Regions from separate parts of the Homo sapiens genome. Here region 1 is linked to region 2. The links are chromatin contacts, found by Hi-C in ENCODE. All regions are on one chromosome and are shown on one strand. Each heading gives the region's core, a stretch centred on a gene start or an enhancer-like site at or near the end of the contact. The rest is flanking DNA. Distances are from core to core; before and after follow the strand shown. Region 1 overlaps LINC01479 (long intergenic non-protein coding RNA 1479). Region 2 overlaps LOC105369812 (a long non-coding RNA gene).

Evidence for each region. Hi-C counts contacts between places; a loop is a spot of excess contacts on that map. Pooled maps may share reads with other maps.
Region 1: a loop to region 2 is called in a map of heart right ventricle, with 8 times the contacts of the local background. The contact joins two enhancer-like sites. A Hi-C loop is called at or near these places in 36 of 168 maps with a recorded cell type or tissue (GM11168, Right ventricle myocardium inferior, Right ventricle myocardium superior and 18 more) and 22 of 50 pooled maps.

What each region holds. Positions count from the first base shown.
Region 1 is chr12:67,941,166-67,947,502 of GRCh38, reverse strand. All of the region lies in intron 2 of LINC01479 (long intergenic non-protein coding RNA 1479), which reads right to left. Among named protein-coding and RNA genes, the nearest start is that of LINC01479, 15 kb to the right of the region's middle. Within about 2 kb of position 4,027, at least 2 of the 41 ENCODE cell types and tissues checked have a DNase peak (open chromatin) inside an H3K27ac peak, as active enhancers do; they include gastrocnemius medialis and heart right ventricle, where a contact is called at or near this core.
Region 2 is chr12:67,427,763-67,434,664 of GRCh38, reverse strand. The region is part of intron 3 of LOC105369812 (a long non-coding RNA gene); the gene reads right to left. Among named protein-coding and RNA genes, the nearest start is that of LINC02420, 11 kb to the left of the region's middle. Within about 2 kb of position 3,801, at least 14 of the 41 ENCODE cell types and tissues checked have a DNase peak (open chromatin) inside an H3K27ac peak, as active enhancers do; they include gastrocnemius medialis and heart right ventricle, where a contact is called at or near this core.

The DNA of each region.
Region 1 (6,337 bases), core at 2,778-5,277, 510 kb before region 2:
ACCTCACCGTCATGTTTCATGGGTTTTTTTGGGGGGAGATCCTGGCTAAACACCAAGAATGTTCACTGTCATTCTCTGCCTTTCTTAGCCCTTCTCAGCCATAGAGGCTGAATCCTTCACTTTAACCTGACTCAGCCCTATCCCATCCTTCTGGACTACGTTAGTAGGATAGGGAAACCAGTAGATGCCACACTTCAACAGGTGGAAGTTAGTATTAGTTTTGCTGCCATAAGCTTTTGGTATTTTGGTGTCTTGGAACCACTTTGGCTCACCTCATGTCTTAGTCTTCTTGTGCCACTGTAAGAGAATACCAGAAATTGGATAATTTATAAATAGTAGGCATTTATTTCTCACAGTTCTGGAGGCTGGACAGTCTAAAATAGAGGCACTGGCAAGCTTGTTGTCTGTTGAAGGCCTAGTCTCTGCTTCTAAGATGGCACCTTGAACAGTGAGTCTTTACGTGTTGGAAAGTGGAAGGCAAAACAGAAGAGATAGCTCCCTCAAATCTTTCTTAATAAAGCCCTCAATCCCATTCATGAGGGCTCTATTTTCATGACTAATCCACCCCCCGACCTTTTCATATAAGCACATTGATGATTAAGTTTTACCATATGAATTTTGGGGGATAAATTCAAATGACGGCACCAAGGTACCCACTAAATCAGCTTTCTACCAGCCCCTGTGTACTTGGTGTCTATGTGAACTGGACTCTCCTACTGACTGTCTATTGCAGTTCCTTGAATTCCAAGTTGGCTTGATGATGTGTGGGGAAGGTGGTGCTGGTTCCCTGTCTACTCCTTGCCCCTTCCTCTGTGTCTCAAACCTTGGGTTTCATCGTCCCAGTTCACTGTGGTGACACAACTTCACATAGCTATGTCCTTTGAAACCGTGACCCAAGGAATAGTATGACCTTGAAGACCGCTTATATTTGAATTGCCTCCAATTCTGCATCCCAGCTGCTGGATTGGATTCTCCTGCATATAGATACTGATGCTGGTTTGCATGGAGCCTGAGCTTGCAACAGTGGAGATTAGAATTCTGGTTGCTGCTCCTTTGGGGGCAAGTCCTCATGTCATAACTATACAGCCTTAGTGTCCCCTTTCTCCTGATCCACGTGGGGCTTAGATCAAGCTGATCCATCCGGCACATTGAATATTTAAGAACATGGATGCTACAGTTAGACAGTCCTGGATTCAAATTTCTGCTCTACCAATTATCGACTGTGACATTCTGCAGTCCCTTAACCTCTAAATGCTCATCTCTTTCTCTGGAAAAATGAGGTTTCCATAGCACCTCCTTCATTTCTAGTTTATGGATTTTTACTAAGATAAATGCAGGAAAAACGCCTGGGATATTATGGTGTGCAGTAAGTACTGAAGAAATGGAAGCTTAAACAAAAGTATAAAGTACGAATAACATTTCAGATACTCAAAGCCATTTCCAGACTAAAGTGAGCTGCAGAGAAAGAAATAGCCTAAAGTGTGCTTTTATCATTAATAATGTTTTGACCGTTTGTTACCCTGATGTTTTTTGGCCACCTGATAAAGCCCTGTGAGGATGGTATGTGGGAGGATTATGGCCTATAGAAATGGAATAATCTTCTTGTATTCTTGCTATTTTCATCCTGTCTACAATTCATGAGCCATTTATTCAACTTTCATTTGTTCATCCAAAAATATTTTGCACAATGTACCGCACTGCACCACAGTAGGCACCTGGGCTCAGTGAGGTGAGATGGGATTTACAGGTTATGTTAAGAAGCTGGATTTTTGGCCGGGCGCGGTGGCTCACGCCTGTAATCCCAGCACTTTGGGAGGCCGAGGCAGGTGGATCACGAGGTCTGGAGTTTGAGACCATCCTGGCCAACATGGTGAAACCCCATCTCTACTAAAAATACAAAAAATGAGCTGGGTGTGATGGCACATGCCCGTAGTCCCAGCTACTCAGGAGGCTGAGGCAGGAGAATTGCTTGAACCCAGGAGGTGGAGGTTGCAGTAAGCCCAGATCGCGCCACTGCACTCCAGCCTAGTGACAGAGCGAGACTCCGTCTCACAAAAAAAAAAAAAAAGCTAGATTTTTTTTTCTGCAGGTAATGTGGAGGCATCAAAGAAACTCGATTATGGAAAGATCTTTATATTGCATATCTGCATGTTGATAAGACCACTCTGGGGACAATGTGGATAATGGGCTTGTAGGGGAAGTGACCAGTGACAGGCAGACAACTAGATCTCATGTGAGAGCGTATGTTGTGCTAGTTTATGTCTTTGAGGCTTTGTGCTACCCAGAATGCCCTTCCCATGCTCCTTCCTCAGCCCCTCCTCCTCCAGGAAGCCTTCCCACACTCGTTCACAAACTGTAAATCCAGTGGCATTACTCTGTGCTCCCAGAACTCTGTGCTTACCCCCATCTTAGCACTTACTAAAACATACCAAAATGAAGTAAAGTCTTCCTTGTATTTTCCACCAGATTTTAAGTAGTTTGAGGCCAGGACATACATCTTCTTCATTGTATCCCCAAAGCCCACTTCAGTGCACAGTGCATACTAGATGCTCAGTTAACATTTAATTAACAATTAAATAGGCTGGGCTAGTAGTCAAAGACTACACAGCGTGACTCCACCCATGAAAGTCATAGTTTAACAGAAGAAAAACAGACATGACAATATATTATTACAATGCAATGGGATGGTAGAAATCTATATAAATGTCTGTACAAATACAATAAAACATAATGGCTAACTGGGTAGGGGAGAAAAATAGGGAGAATGATGGTCCAGTGCCATGTCTGCACCCTGGAGCAGTGGAGCCCACTGGGACCTCTGGCCTCAGAATCAGGGCTAGTCTGTATAACATCATCTGTGGATTCCAACTCCAAGGAGCAAGTCACTCCTTATGTTTCAGTTAGTTTCAGTGGACCCGGAGCCTGCAAGGGTCTCAACTTGTAGGGTGTGAACCCCACTGTTGGCAAAGGGGCTGGACCACAGCAGGGAAAGACCGCTGCTTAATTGGCTGTGCCAGCGTCATGTTTACAGTTGAGGGCTCACTTGTCTGCATTCTTAAAAATCTGTTTTAGAATTCAGTCCTTTAGCATTGTTCATGTTCTCTGTATTTTCTCAAAAATGTATAACAGCACTTTCTTTTGTGATTCCCTCTGAACCCTTGGTTGGAATTTGCCTAGAATCAGCACCTTCAACTCATTTAAAATTGTCACGTGACTCACATTGTCTTCTAGTATTTTTGTTATATTTTGATTTTTAATTTAACGTGTTAATTACTATGTTTATTTTGCTTTGTTACTTTGGTTGATTTTTTTTTTGACAGCACGTACTGCAGATAGCAAATCATCAGCTTATTTTTAGAGCAATGCCAACTCAGTAATGACTCCATCCGAATAGATCCATTTAGTGGGAAAAACAAATTGATATAAAAAGATGCATAGACAGGGATGAAAGAACAGGAATTGCAAAGTGAGAAAGGCATTTTATAATTTATGACAATGAGAACTATCTTTTGTTTAAAAACATTTAAATTTGGATCTATCTTGGATTTCAAAATCATCAAAACATGTTTATTCTGCCCTTTCAAATACAAGTGGAAAAGAGAGAAACAAAATATGAATTGAGCCTTTGTTTGGACTGCCCCTGGTTCTCATTCCTTCTCTGCTTCAAGGTGGTCTTACCTTTCTTTCCATTTCTTGATATGAACACAGCCAAATAAATACATAAAAATAGAAGCCTTCATTGCTGATCTTGTCTCTTCTGTGATTCCAACCTATTCCCTCAATCACCTCCTTCCCTCTCTCCCTTGTTCTTCTCTTTCTCACTTCCTCTCTCTAATTAGTTGTTTTTCAGGCCAAACTGGGCATGGGTTTGCTTTAGTATCATTGGGATGAAATGGGTTGAAAAGAGAACTTGGAATAATGAGGGCTGTCTTGGGCTAAAGCATGACAATAACAGAGGCACACACTCCACTGTATTAAAATAGCACTTGGTTCCGATCTCGGTCACTAGGTGTCGCTAAGTAATCTAATTAAATACCTGGTTTATGACCAACAAATTTGAGTAGACATTGAGCTGAGTGAGGCAGAAATAAAAATTAAGGACATGTGGCCTACATAAAATCCCGTTATCCACAACAGCTATTTTAGAACAGCAGGATTAGTACCTGGAATATGAATTGGAAAGTTCATGAATTAAAAAGAACCTACGAAAGTGCTTAGCCTTTATTGGGGAAAATGAATAAATCCTTTCTATTTTATGTGCCCTTCCTTTTCTTCCTCTCCTATTAAATTGGACATCCTGCTGCCTGCATTTTCATGAGCATAACTGGATTTTATGTGGTCTAAATGTACTGGCTGGGCTGTTTGCATCTAATCCTTCCTCAGTTCATATATTTTCTTGTTAAACTTTTTTTAGAGCCTGTTTTAACCTGAACTACCTGAAAAGCAAGCTGGATGAACATAATGCCTATTCTTAGTGGAATATCTTTGAGTGAACTCCTACTCCTATGCATCCTTCAAGGCAGATCAAATGTTTTCTAGTCTGTCAAACGTGACCGCAGGCAGTTCTTTTTGCCTTGTTCCCAGAACACAGCTGCATCTTCTTCCATGTGCCATTTTTTTTGCCTTACATGGTAATTAATGGTTCATGTATCTGTCTTCGCCACATACTGTGAGCTCCCTAAGGACAGGGACAAGTTGAGGAAAGTGACTGCTCAACATTTGCTACTGTTGCTACTTATAGCTCTTCTAGTGGTGTAGCCTATAGTAAATTCAGCACACAATTACCAGTTTCCCTAAGCATTTCAGTAGAATCTTCTCATGTCATTTCAGCAGGAGTTAAACTGGTTGTGTGTGTTTTGTGGTTTATAATATTGTGTGCTTAGAAAGCAAAATTAAGGGCTCACTAAATTGATGTGGAAAGAGATTTTATGTTGTGTGTGTGTATGTGTTTGGATGGGGTCTTCAAATGTTTGTTAAAGGAGTTGTTTATTCATCCATTGCCAATCCTTTTAAAAACAGTTACACAGCAGAGAAGGGGGATTGTATTTAGAGGAGACGCTAAATCAACACCTAAATTAAGGGTAAGCTTTTAGGCAAATTACTGTGTTTTTCTTTCCTGAGAGAAATAACTGGAGATTAGGAAACATCTTTTCTTAAAGAGTTTAATGTACTTCCAAATTCAAACAAATATTTAAAATGTTACAGTAATTTCATCTAAATCTTCTGTGTGTGTCCATAATTTTCTAAAATAAGTGGTAAATCACTTTAGGAAACCTATAACAGAGTGAAAATCAGCACACATTATTCGGGTTTACTGTGTGCGTGATGCTTTGTTGAAGGAGGGAGGAGATAGAAACATGTCTGTCCCGCAAGAAGTTCACAATTGGTGTGGCCACGGATAAAACATGTAAATACAATTTGCTACTAGCCAGGAACCAAAAAGAAGACTTGAGTTCCACAAAGGACGATGAGATTTACAAGGAGTTTTCCCAGAGGCATGACGTTTGAACTAGCATTTTACCATCTTTGCAGACAGGAATCTTCATAGTTTCTACTTACTTTATGGTTTAGCTAAATTGAAGCACTAAAGGATTCACGCAATGTTTACCTAGAGTTTAAAAAACCTTGATTTTAACATTTTTATTAACGGATTGGGTGTATGTTTTAATCTAAATGATAAAGCTATTAGAGTAAATCAAGATGACTATTTTCTCTCATATTGACCTGTCCCTAACCTAAGCGGGTTTCAAACTTTGGCATACTTTGAAATTATCAATACACTTGTTAAAATACAGATTCCTCGCCAAACTTAAAGAATCTCAACCTCCTGGGATGGAGAGGCAATGTGCTTTTAAAAAGGGTTCCATGTGAATCTGGTTTAAAACCATTAAGCAATTGGATAAATCAGAGGTAAAATTTGGCCTCTATATATGCTATAGATTATGGATATGCTATAAGTTAGTAACACTATCTTCTGATCTACTAATGAATATTCCCCTTGAGGGGAGATAAGGAAAAGTTATTAAGCACTCTACTGTAATAGGTAATAAGTAATAAGTCGGCTGACCCCCTGCTCATAGCCAGCTTCCCTCAACCCCAGAAAGATCAATTTTTAAAACATGTTTCCTGCAAGACAACTATTTAAGTTATTTCCATTAAAATAAAAAGACATGGTGATTTTCTCACATGTCTGCTTTGAACTGGCTGCTGACAACTCAATTTCCGGGGAAGAAGGGAAGAGCTGGCTCTCTGGTACTGATAATCTCTTTCACCTTCATCCAGCACTCAGCTTCTTCCGGCATTCCTGTATCAGAAAGCAAACACGGGCAACTCTAAA
Region 2 (6,902 bases), core at 2,552-5,051:
GTAAACATTCACTGATAGTTTCTGTAGGTACACATATGAATAAGAAAGGGTCCCTACTGTCCAGAAGCTCTACTCTTATCATTTCCAGTAATGTTAGGAGTTGGCTAATTGGTCTGCAAAAGAGCCTTATTCCTTTTCCTCCTGGCTTCCATCACATGTTCATTCATTTATTCCCGCATTAATTTATTGTGTAAACATTCATTGATAGGTTCCGTAGGTACACACATGAATAAAGAGTCCCTACTGTCCAGAAGCTCTACTCCAGTGAAAAGGAGCAGCCTTTGGGAGAGATGCAGGAAATGAGGCTGAAGGGTGTTTGAGAAAGGGCAGAATGGCCTCATATGCCACTCTGAGGAATTTGTGCTTGATTCTACTGGTCAGGTAAGGATTTCCCAGACTTTGGTATGGAAAACTGTATGGATCAGTTTTTTAAAAGAATTTAATTAAATATTCTTGGTATTGACAACTCATTTTTACTACATTATTTAAATATATACAAACATAAAGCATGTTAAAAAAAACTTCAGATGAATTAAATTTAACAGTGTTTAACTGAGCAATAAGCAATTTGTGAATCAGGCAGCCCTCGGAAGCAGAAGAGGTTCAGAGATCTCGGTCCACAAGGTTGGACAGGCAGCCTTATGGACAGGAAACAGAAGTGAGATACAGAAACAGCTTGATTGGTTACAGCTCAGTGGTTGCTTTATTTGCACATGGTCTGATCAGTTGGTAGCCTGTGATTGGCTGAGACTTTACTCCTAGTTAGGCTTTCAGTTTGTGTGTGTACTAAGTTAGGTTGTAGTTTGTTACCTAGGCACTCAAGGTAGGGAGGCATTCTCAGACCAAATTTAGTTTAACCATGGGGTATAACTTCCCAGTGTGTATACCTTATGCAATTATAAATCCAAAAGAATTATAATGTAAAACCAATTAAATGCAAATTAACAAAATTCATTTAATGCAACGAATATTACTGAAACAAAATGTCTGCTGCCTAGGAATGTGGTACTGACTGTAAGCATGTGGAATATTTTCAGTTCAGGTTGTCTCCGTGACGTGCTGAGCAATGACTCAGTAATGTCACTCCTCCCTAGTCATACTAGCTTGGAACCAACCATTCAAAGAGGCTGTGGTGATGTCACATGGCCAGCACTTCCCTTGTCTATATGTTTGGTTCTGGGGTAATTCTTTTTTTTTCTGTCACCCAGGCTGGAGTGCAGTGGAGCAATCTCAGCTCACTTCAACCTCCATCTCCTGGGTTCAAGCGATTCTTGTGCCTCAGCCTCCCGAGTAGCTGGGACTAGAGACACAAGCCACCATGCTCGGATAATTTTTATATTTTTAATAGAGACAGGTTTCACCATGTTGGCCAGGCTGGTCTCAAACTCCTGACCTCAGGTGATCCACCCACCTTGGCCTCCCAAAGTGCTGGGATTACAGGCATGAGCTACCATGCCCAGCCTGTCTTCAGGGTAATTTTAAATGCAAAGGCAGTTGTAAAGACAAATCAACTGGCAGCATTTAGTTATACAAACAGTCATCCAATGATCTAGAAGATGCATCTATTTAAATTTTAAACTGTCCTTGAAATTAAAGTATTTTTTTTTTAATTTCTGATGATACCTTCAGTCCCAAGAGTACATCACTGAAGCCCTTAGCATGCAGTTTGAGGAAATATTATGTAAGTGCTAGGGTCCTGCAACAGACAGATTTTGGGCAAGGAAGTGACATGATCAGATTTTCATATTAGAGCAATTACACAAGGGGCGGTATGATGGATAGAGTAAAGGAGAGAAAAACTCAGAGTAAGGAGGCCACTTGGGAGACAACTACAATAATTTAGGCAAAGGATGATGAATGATCTAAACAAAGTCAGTGTGAGTGATGAGGCATAAGAGAATAGACTAGAAACGTTGGTAAAAGGCAGAATCTGTAGAACTTAGGGACTGATTAAATGTGGCAGGTGAAGGAGAAGGGGTATTTCAACCTTAGGCAACACTATTAACCCTAGATGGGAATATAAGGAAAGCAAGTTTAATTTCAGATATGGTGACTTGGGGGTGGGGAAGCTGTGAACTATTGGGGTGAGGCCAGTCAAATACAGTGGGCTAGAACTGCAGAGAAAAAGCTTCTATGTGAGGCTAGCGTGCTAGCATGGCTGAGTAGACACCAGCCTACAGAGTGTAATTTCTAGGGCCAAGAAACTCTCATCACCCCTGCCCCCCCACCCCCACCAAATAAAATGTTTCTCCTACCTACAGGTCACTACTACTCCTATCATCTAACTTAATGCTCTGATACTTTTTTTCTTTTGGAGACAGAGTCTCTGTTGCCCAGGTTGGAGTGCAGGGGCACAAAATCATAGCTCACTGCAACCTCAAATTCCTGGACTCAAGTGATTCTCCTACCTCAGCCTCCCGAGTGGCTGGGACTACAGGTGTACACCACTCTGACCGGCTAATTTTTTTGTAAATTTTTGTTTTGCAGAGACGTGGTCTCTCTATATTGACCAGGCTAGTCATGAACTCCTGGCCTCAAGCAATCCTCCCACCTTAGCCTCCTGGAGTGCTGAGGTTTCAGGTGAGAGCCATATCAAAAGAGAGTGACACTTACCCTGGGATTGATGTTCTGGATCCAGAAATGCTCCGGTGGAAACAATGTGGAATTTGCACTCATTCAGATCATAATTTAGATTTCTGCCCTGACACTTACTAGGTATGAAATCCTAGCAAATCATTTATCCTCTCTATCTTGCTTGTAAAATGAGGTTTTAAAACCTTTATCAAAAGCTAGTTAGGAATGTTAAGTAATATAACACATTACAGTATCTAGCACAGTGCTTGCAACATCTTGGCCAACTAATCACGTTCATTCTCAAATATAATGGTTAAGTACATGGAAGAAACCAGACTTCCTGGGTTCAAATCATGTCTCTACAACCTTCTACATGACCTTACGTAAGTAAACTAACCTCTCTGTGTCATAAGGAGATAATGATATTCTGTAATGCATAGAGTTATTGGAGCAATTTGTGAGTCAATGCACATGAAACTCAGAATCGTTTGTCTTGCCCATGGTATGTGCTATCTAAGTGTTAGCTGCTATTGTTGTCATAATTACTCCTTCCTCCCTTCCAATGACTATGCTTCAGATTCTTTCCTGGTCATCGTTTTAATGGAAGGAGAGAAAGATCATGGCATGCTGGGCACCTAAGCCACTGAGTGTGAAACTCCATACGAGAGGGAAAAGGGGGAGTTTGATGGCCCTAAAGGCATTCTTTGACTGCTTCTTAATTTTGTCTAAGACAAATCAGGGTCTGCACTGCCTCAGGGAGGGAAACATAGAGTGACTGAAGTCCAAAGCCTTGTGATAAAATGGAAAGACTGTCATCGGATGTCTGGCCAAGAAGGCAGCTGTCCAGATGCAGGGACTGTGAGTTCTTATGAACTATGACAACACTCACTTTCAATGAACTTTATTTTTCACTTATCAGTGGTTAAATGCCAAAATTACATTGGATTTTGCACCAAACTGGGAAGGGAGGGGGAACAAAAAAACAGCTCAAACTGACTTGCATTTCCCGAGGGCTGAGTCCTGAGAAGTTACAGCTGGGGAAGCCGGATCAGGCGCATGGGCCAGTGAGCAAACACAGATTTTTCTGATATATTAAGCATTATTATGTCAAGTACCTGACCCTAATCAACCAAGGTCATGAACAAACTAGTCCTTTTAACATTTTTATGAAAGAAACTGCTGTGTGCTTTTCTCTCTGGACTCTCTCACTTGGAACACAGATGTGACCCGGCTCTTCCAAGACTTCCCTCACGGAGGCATTAGGCCGATGCCCTGAGCTGAGTTTTTGGTGATTTGCTGCCTCCACTAGGATCGGCGAAGAATATTTTAAAATAAATTTCAATTTGTTTGATCCTGAGAGGATGCAATGACTTTTAGCTCAAAGTGGGACAGAGAGGCCTATTAGAGATGGACACATAATTTTGAGGGGGTAAAAATTTTAGCTCATTAAACTTTTCCCAAATTAAAAAGCACAGAGAGGAGTGGAGTGGAAAGAGCTTCATCTTTGTGGTAAGATAGATTTTAGATCCAATTCCAGGTCTGTCCCCTGCACTGTTTGATTCAGGGCAAGTCACTTAACCCCCTGAGCTCACTGGCGTTAGCTATAAAATAATGACAGCACTACCTACCTCCTAGGCTGCCATAAAACCCATTACGATCTGACCCTGATGGTTTCTCTCCAGCCTCAACTGTAGCCTCTCCCTCCTGAACAGGCCTCCCTTTAAATACCACTTCCTCTAGGAAGTCTTCTTGGATATCACTTCTCCCAGTTAAAGTCTAGGTTGTGTACCCTCCTATGAGCCCAGAGCACCTGTGTGTATCCCATCAATAAACTTAGAAACCATCATGTTGATGTTCCAGATCACCCCTGGACTATAAACTGTTCAAAACAAGATCAGGCTCTTCTAATTGCAGGTGTCTCCAGAGCTTAATGCAAGGCCAGACACACATGAAGCCTTCTATATGCTTTTGTAAAATGAATGAAGACTGGTAAACATTGCTATTCTGTTGCTATTTATATGGTCCTCAGATGAAAGTTACTCCATACGAAGTCTGACATACTAAAGCATTCTCCAGGATGCTTTTCTGAGTTGCCATGCCTGATTCTTGATGTTGTTCTCACCACCAGACTACCCCCTTTATTCTTTATTCTAGACTCCACTTGCCCTTGAAGCTGAGACTACTGGCTTTCCTCACTGCCTACCTAAGACACCTCAGCCAGGATTCCAAACAAAGTTCAATGTCTGCACTCTCCTTGCCCTTGCAGATCTAGCAGGGCCCCCTCAATTCTGTCTCTGCCAAATCCCATTCAATAGGATACACAAAATTCACTCTGACTTGCTGTCTTTGAAAGCATGAAGGACGTGACAGTCTCATTGGTCTTTACTGAAGAAAGATCTAACCCAAGCATCCTCTTCTCCTACTGCCCAGGTATGGGTCAGATTCTTTAAGAATATATTGGGAAGGGGGAGATTTATTTCACATTACTTCTCTGAATTGGAACTTGCTCTGAGCACCCTGTTGTTCTCCTTTCTACTTCCGTAGGCCTCTCCTCCATTGATCACTATCCAGAACTCCCAGACAATCCCCTTAGATGGATACTTCTCCCTTTTCAAGGATTCAGACAAGAGGTTGATGTGGTACTGGCTATACTTCAATCAAGTGCCCAGACCCTTCATTCTCCATAGCATCACCACAGAGGAGCAAAAGGCATGGGTCTCGTCTGAACAACCAGGGTAACTCAAGGAGCCAACACCACATTTTCTTCTTATGGAACTTAAATCTGTACACATCACCTAAAGGAAAATTATCCAAAAAGGTAGACTTTCCTCATGGGGTTTCCATCATGGACACAAGCTTGTTCCTACACAGTGTCTCACATCTCCAAAACAATGTGTTCTTCCCACTCTGCAGAGTGGCAAAAACAAGATTTGATACCCAACTCACTACTCAGACTTGATCTTGACCTTGGAGCCATTCCTTCCCTAGGGGTACATTTCCTTAATTATGCATCATTCAGACTAAGGAAATTCAGAGGAGCTTCATCAGGAAGTCAGCAATGGGGGAACATCTCTATTCCTCAGTGCAGTCCAGCCTTATGGTAGAGGAGTGCAGTGGCCCAAAGAAGGAATTCTGAAATGAAGCAACCAGGACTTGAAGATGTCTTCTCCCAGCTTTGTGACCTCCTCATGTTACTTCCTGCACCTCAGTCTCCTTTTCTGTGATATGGTGATGATTATAGTGAGGCTTTAAAGAGTTAACACACATATAGAGCACACCTTAGCAAAGATGTGCTCCATAAATTTTATATATAGTTTTCCGCCAGTGTAGACATGGCTATTATTTTTCTGTTTATCTAGCAAATAATCGTTGAAGCAGATATATACACATTCACAGACACCTCCTGAGGGCAAACACTAATTTCCAGAGACAGTAAAATCTGGAAATATTTTTCTAAATGACTCATGAGGAAGTCTCAAAGTGCAGTCAACACAGCAAGCTCACTCCTGATGAACTTTCAACCTACACATTTTCATTAGGTGCAAATGGGATTTTCCTGCTCTCTCTGCATTTTGGCTGAAGCCCCTAAAGTGAAAACAATAAGTAGCAAGCACCTCTATCCCCAATCCTACAGAGACCTGCTGGATCCCAGGGCTCACTAGAAGGTGCCCAAACTGATCTTTCACCTCCAGAGTATGTAAAGGAAGACTTGAAAGTCCCCAAGAGAGCTCGTTGAAGGGAATGCCTGAGAATCGAGATCCCTTGGCTTTTCTCTCCCACTGGAGAACTTGACATGTGTCCTTGAAGACTTGAGGACATAGTTGAACAGAGACCACAGCCTGCCTCATGTTGAGACAATTTCTGAGGTCAGGAACCTGCCAAGAACTGCCAAGAGGGCAGGCGAGGACAGAGGCAGCAGGGGAAGCAGCCTTATTTTCCTTGGTGGGGTAGAGCAGGAATGCAGGGGTTCCTGCAAGCCTGGTGGACACCATGGAATCTATCCTGAAACATCTTGAAAGGAGCCCACCTTATAGGGTGGCCTGCCAGAGCAAGGAGATATTAGCAGTGAGAAGCTGGAGTACAACCGCTAAGACAGGAGTTGGGGTGGAAGAAGGAAAGTGGGACGCATGGGGTCGGCTGAAGAGCATGCACCAATAGCAGTAAACTAGTACATCAGAAAAGTCCCAATGCATAGGATCCACAAATGCACATCATGGAAAAGTGTAATGAAGGGCCCAGCATCTGGGCAAAGCCAGCCAAGACAGAGCCACAAAGAGCACCAGATACTTTAAAAAGGCTGCCCATCTTCTGTTTCCCTTTCTGCCCCA